Linked DNA regions of Homo sapiens: region 2 is linked to region 1. The links are chromatin loops, found by intact Hi-C in ENCODE. Cell type or tissue: PC-9. All regions are shown on one strand. Links, peaks and the distances in the headings refer to the core of each region. The heading gives the core; the rest is flanking DNA. Region 1 overlaps RPS6KA2 (ribosomal protein S6 kinase A2). Region 2 overlaps RPS6KA2 (ribosomal protein S6 kinase A2).

What was found. A loop is a pair of places that touch in the nucleus more often than their neighbours do. Peaks named below come from ENCODE experiments on the same cell type or tissue, not always from the same donor. Only the 100,000 strongest peaks of a DNase experiment are listed, where the experiment ranks them.
Region 2: it touches region 1 in a loop (4-fold over the local background); 10 of 110 quality-filtered maps call a loop at or near these places.

What each region holds. Positions count from the first base shown.
Region 1 is chr6:166,618,773-166,621,578 of GRCh38, forward strand. The region is part of intron 1 of RPS6KA2 (ribosomal protein S6 kinase A2); the gene reads right to left. Among named protein-coding and RNA genes, the nearest start is that of RPS6KA2, 7.1 kb to the right of the region's middle. RefSeq lists enhancers at 1-514, 2,175-2,675. In PC-9, for the core only: no CTCF peak of the experiment used is centred there; DNase peaks (open chromatin) are centred at 459 and 1,369; H3K27ac peaks cover 2,166 bases.
Region 2 is chr6:166,529,246-166,532,051 of GRCh38, forward strand. It overlaps RPS6KA2 (ribosomal protein S6 kinase A2), which reads right to left. Exons shown (of 21, transcript NM_021135.6): 3 at 1,987-2,068. Among named protein-coding and RNA genes, the nearest start is that of MIR1913, 21 kb to the left of the region's middle. In PC-9, for the core only: no CTCF peak of the experiment used is centred there; DNase peaks (open chromatin) are centred at 1,276 and 1,616; H3K4me3 peaks cover 796 bases; H3K27ac peaks cover 2,366 bases.

The sequences.
Region 1 (2,806 bases), core at 63-2,562:
CAGCTCATTTTAGCAGGTCACACTCCCTTCCCTCCATCAGTTGTTGTTCTGCTGTCATGAGCCTTGACACCGCAGTACGACGCGCTCAGGAAGACATCAGGACAGAGGTCTAGACGCTTACAACCCTGAGAGACACACTGGACGCTGCGCGCAAGAGCCCTGTGCATATGGACTCCGATTGACGCCATCAGATTCGCCCACAAGCCCTGTGCGTATGGGCTCCAATCGATGCCATCAGATTCGCGCACCAGCCCTGTGCATATGGGCTCCCATCGATGCCATCAGATTCGCGCACGAGCCCTGTGCGTATGGGCTCCCATCGATGCCATCAGCAAAGTTTTTTCACTTCTTTGTTGGGTTGTACTCTACAAGGACTTGACTGAGTCACACATCATGATCCATGCGTTTTCTTTGTTAAGATCTAGAAATAAGAGACAGACCCAACCTCATGCTGTGTCTCGGGTTCTCTGGAATGAAGGCAGTCAGCTATAGTCACCACTTTGATTCCCGCAGCCCGTCTGTTCAGTCCCTGAAGTGATGAGAAACCAAGAAGAATTCAAGAAGTCAAAGGTGTTCTAAAAATAAATGCTCTTTTGAAAGTTGTTTTGTTTGTCTGTGTTTCTTTCCTTCGCTATGTTCAAAGTCAACCAATCAACAGAGTTGCTTTAACAAGTTACAGGCAAGAGGGCTTCTCGTAGCACCTTTGCAAGCATAGTGTAGAACGCAGCAGTCTCTCCAGGGCTTGACCCTGTGACAGAGAGCCCAGGGCCCCAGGTGCCTGCAGGAGCTGACGGCCATGTGGCCTGAAGTCTTAAGGCTCGTGGAGGGCCTGCAGAGCCCCCTGGGCTTCCTGCCTCCTCCCAGCCTTGCCCGGCTCCCAGCTTTTCTCACACAGAGTCCTCTCAAAGCCATCTTCTCTGCTCCTCTTGTGTTTTACCCACAGTTCAGAACAAGAGGCTTCCTTGGTTTTTCACCCTCAGAAAGATTGTCCACATGATATTATGGATGTAAAACTATTTGGAAGCTAATATGATATCTGACCTTAGTTCTAGAGAACTAGTTGCAATTATCCTGGGCTGAGAGCATTAAAATTGGGACCTGTGCGAGCTTCTTAAGTAGTCGCTAGGGCATTTCTACCATAACCATTCCAAAACAAAGTCATTCAAAGTAAAATCCCCCCACTCCTCCTGTTATAAATTTGGCCTCACAGTTTAATGAGTAAAAGCTGCAAGCCCACAGGCCCTTGGCAGGATGTGTGGCCAAGATGTCTTGGTGCAAAGAATGTTACCGTGCACTTCGAGTGCAGAGACTGCTCTCCACAGCAGGCCCCAGGCTTGCATTCTGGCTAATGTCCATCTGAAAATTCAGATTGTGAAACTACAGCATACGAATCATTCCACAGGTATGAGGCCTGTTTTTCTTATTTGTCAATCTCATTCAAGCCTTTCTTTTCTTTGGCAACAGGAGGAAATACACTGGCCAATACCTAAGTACTAATCTTTGATTCATTTTTTAAAAATCTTGCTAATTTCATACAGAAGACAGAATAACTGAAAGAAGAAACAATTCTTTTCTCTAAAAGGCTAGATAATTTCTACCAGTGCCTTCTCCTTTCTCCCAACAGTCCCCACTCAGCCATTCCTTGTGGGCTGATGCCAGAAACAGCGTGGAAAACAAGTCTGTTTTCCAAGAGGGGCTATTACCACGAATTATGTTTAAAATGACAGCATCAAAGATTAAACCATCATTGTATATAAACTTAACATAGCTATAACCTAGGAAAAGCTAGTTTCATGGTGATAATACTAATTAGAAACAGATGTGTATTCAAAGGGGCAAGGAAAGAGGCTGGCAGGAGAGAAAAAACATTTTTCCCCCATAATGTAGTGCAAGAACCTTTACAGATATGGTCTCACCAAAGTCAGCTTTGTGCAACACCACGGATGCCAAGTGCAAGCTGTCCTGACAAGGCACATTTCACTGATGAAGCATTTAATAAATTGCAGATAACCCTTATTACAGGGTTACCCCTATTTTGTAGCTGGGGAGACAGGTGCTCAGAAGGATTCAGTGGTTTGGCAAGGGAGACAGCAAGAACACTAGGGCAGTGTGAGGTGGCTGGGAGAAGGGGCAGCCGGCAAGGTCAGGCACTTCCCACGGCAGGAGACTGGCACCGAGCAGGGGCAGGAGGGAAACAGGGACACCACCTGCTCCATGCCTGCAGAATCCTACCTCCACGGGGCAAGGCAAGGGCAAACCACCCAGCCTGGGGAGCTTTGCACACCAAGGCTCATAGAGGAAGACTGGCTAGGGAGCATTCGCCGAATGGAATCAGGTAGGGCTCTCATATCAGTAGCATTCTTGGGAACACCCTCTGACTGATCTCCAGGAACGCATGCAAATGACTGCATAACATATGCAAATGACTGCATAACAACAGGTACACATCTTGGCTGGTCGGAAACACTGCTTCTGGCCTGCTTGGTAATAAATCCTAGGTGTATGGTTACGCACATTTGTCCTCCACGCCCTGATATGCAGGTGCCTCCGGCTTCCTTGTAGCTGCACCATTATTTTCCCCTAGCTAAGCAGTTAGCAGGCAAGGCTTCTCACGCAGCTGCAAGTCAGATGTGATTAACAGTATTTCATATGGAATATATTTGTGTCTGATCCATTTGCTTGATTAAATCACACTGTAGCTTAACAGCCTATTTGTTGATAATTTTTACTTATTTGAATTCAATGTAATAGCTTTTACTAGTGAAAATATATCAGCAAACATAAAACGCTGAGAAAATGCAACACA
Region 2 (2,806 bases), core at 70-2,569, 90 kb before region 1:
AAAGGATGAGTTCATATGGTTTGTAGGGACATGGATGAAGCTGGAAGCCATCATTCTGAGCAAACTATTGCAAGGACAGAAAACCAAACACCACATGTTTTCACTCATAGGTGGGAATTGAACAACGAGAACCCTTGGACACAGGATGGGGAACATCACACACTGGGGCCTGTGGTGGGGTGGAGGGATGGGGGAGGGATAGCATTAGGAGATGTACCTAATGTAAATGATGAGTTACTGGGTGCAGCACACCAGCATGGCACATGTATACATATGTAACAAACCTGCACGTTGTGCACGTGTACCCTAGCACTTAAAGCATTAAAAAAAAAAGTTCACTCTAAAAAGCATGGGTTAAATTACGTTACAATTGATAACACTGAACTAAAAACTTGAGTGCCTACAATAAACTAGAATGTCTCACCTAAGACTTTTGTGTACGTAAGAATTACTGGGACATCTTGTTTGAAAAGTCATATATCTAGGCCTTGTTTCTACAAGATGATGATTCAGTAGATCAGGAGTGGGGCCAGGATCTGTGTTTGTAACAGTCCTCTCCCCGCCCCCAAACACACAGACAATTCTAATCAGGTCTAACCAAAGTGGTCAACTTCTGCATTTTCTTACCATTGGTTGTACTGATAAATGTCAACCAGATTTCTCTCCCCTATAGAATTTTCACCAGAAGTCCCACGGACCTTCTAACTCACTTGGAAGAGCTCTTTTCCTCCTTTGTATACTTAAGTGGTTTAAAGTCTGTACATATTTGGTCTATGCATTTTTTGTCCTTCTTGTTGGTGACAGGTCCTTCCCAACATATATCTCATTTCCTCAGCTAGAAGGCAAGTGACCTGAAGGCAGAGAATGATATATTTGTACTGCTCCCCTGCCTGTAGTTGCTGGGGACACTGTTGCAAGACCTAAAAATTCAAGTGCCGCCTTCACATCTCAGAGCCTCATGGGGCCCCAAGGCCTCTGCATGAGCTCCCTGCTCTGCCAAGTGTGCCCCCCTCCCAGAGAGAAAGTCTCCCTACCCTGCAGGTTTCCCCATAAGCTGGACCAGCTGCCCCCATCCAGCACCCACCCTAAAAGGCTTCAGTTCCCTGCCAGCCCACAGAATCATTCCAACAAGCCAGCCACACCTTCTGCAGGAACCAGGGGCCACGTGACCCTCCCGTTCCTAGGAAGCCTGCCTCTCACCGTCTCGGCACCTAAGTGCTGCCCCCGTGACGCCCTGTGTGGCACGGGGTGCCCTCCTCCCCAGGGGGTCAGTTTATGTAACTAATAAGCTGCTGTCAGTTCATCTGTCCAGTGCCCGGCGCTGTGTGTTCAATCGCCTAATGCTGTTTAGGGCAGGGGGAAGTTCCCTCTCTCACCAACACAGTGAATAGGAGGTGATCAGAACAGATACGGTAGGTGCCCAGCTAGTGACGGGCTTAAAGACTGTGAGCCTGGAACGGAGATTTTGGATCACATTCTGACTCTAACGCTGCACTAGGGGCTCATCCCTCACTTGCAGGATGGGCGTGCAGAGGAGCTGGGCAGAAATCGGTATTTCTAATGCCCAGTCACTGGGTCAACAAAGGAAAACAACCCAACCCAACCATGAGTCACGTTGTATTTAAAACCGAGTGAGGCCGTCGGCCTGCCGGTATCGAGGCTGGTTTGTCAGGCCCCATCCAGCCCAACAGCCTGCTCGCAGCCTGCTGCTCTGCTTTCCCAATGCCGCTCCACGGCAGAACATATGTGGGAGAATGGTATTTACGCAATACAGCTCTTCTCTGACAATTGTGGAAACTCTGCAGGGATATTTTAAATATTCATGGAAATGTTTATACTGTTTATTATCAATCAGAGAGTAATGTGCTCATTTAGAGACATTTTCAGAAATCGTGAACATTAAATGGAATGAATATTTCCTCAAATAACGGAGTAGAAATTGCAGTTACCTGTCTCTGAAGCAGCCGGCCCTTCCGAAGCTCTTACCTTTTAGGGTGGCTTTCTTAAGGACCTTCATGGCGTAGAGCTGCCCAGCGTCGGACCCCTTCACCTTCCTCACCAGGAACACCTTAGCAAGAGAAAACGGAACATCAGAAACCCGTAAGACTTCAAACTCGCTTTCCATATTGGATTTGACAAGGGGATACACAAGGAAGTTTAGAGCATTTTCAATAAAACAAGTACACTGGTGAGAATTTAAAATTTTCTCCAACGTCAAGGCTGCCGGAAAATGCTCTAAGTTCCTATAGCTCTGCGGCGAACATCACTATGTGCCTGTATGAAGAAGCGTCATTTGTTTTTGGTATCATTAACTTTGCATTTTATGCCAGAAATAATACCGCCCCTTGTTTTGAAGACCAGCTGTTTAGAAAAACAAACAGGAGTTTTAAGGGAGATCCTTTGGTTTGAGTATCCCTCTGTAAATCCTTACTGAGAGACCACGCTGAAAGGTATTACCAATCACACAAAACAGGCTCTATCCGATTTTCAAGAAAAGCTACTTTCTCTTACTTCAACTGTCTTCACCCAAATTTTAGCTGTGAGTAGCTTAAGAGTTCCTTTCTAACTGGATCTTAAATACACTTACGGATATTTGGCAATGCTTTCTGAAATACATTTTGATGTGTATCACTGAGAAAAACAACAAAAAAAGGTAATTGAGAGCTTGAGTTTAAATTTGTATTAGTGATTTTTTAACAAACTTAGTAAACAAAACTGGAGTTCCTTTGTATAAAAAAAAAAACTTCCATGCAAATTAAGAAAATAGTACTTGATTTTCCTAAAAGTGTTTTCCAATAGATGCAAA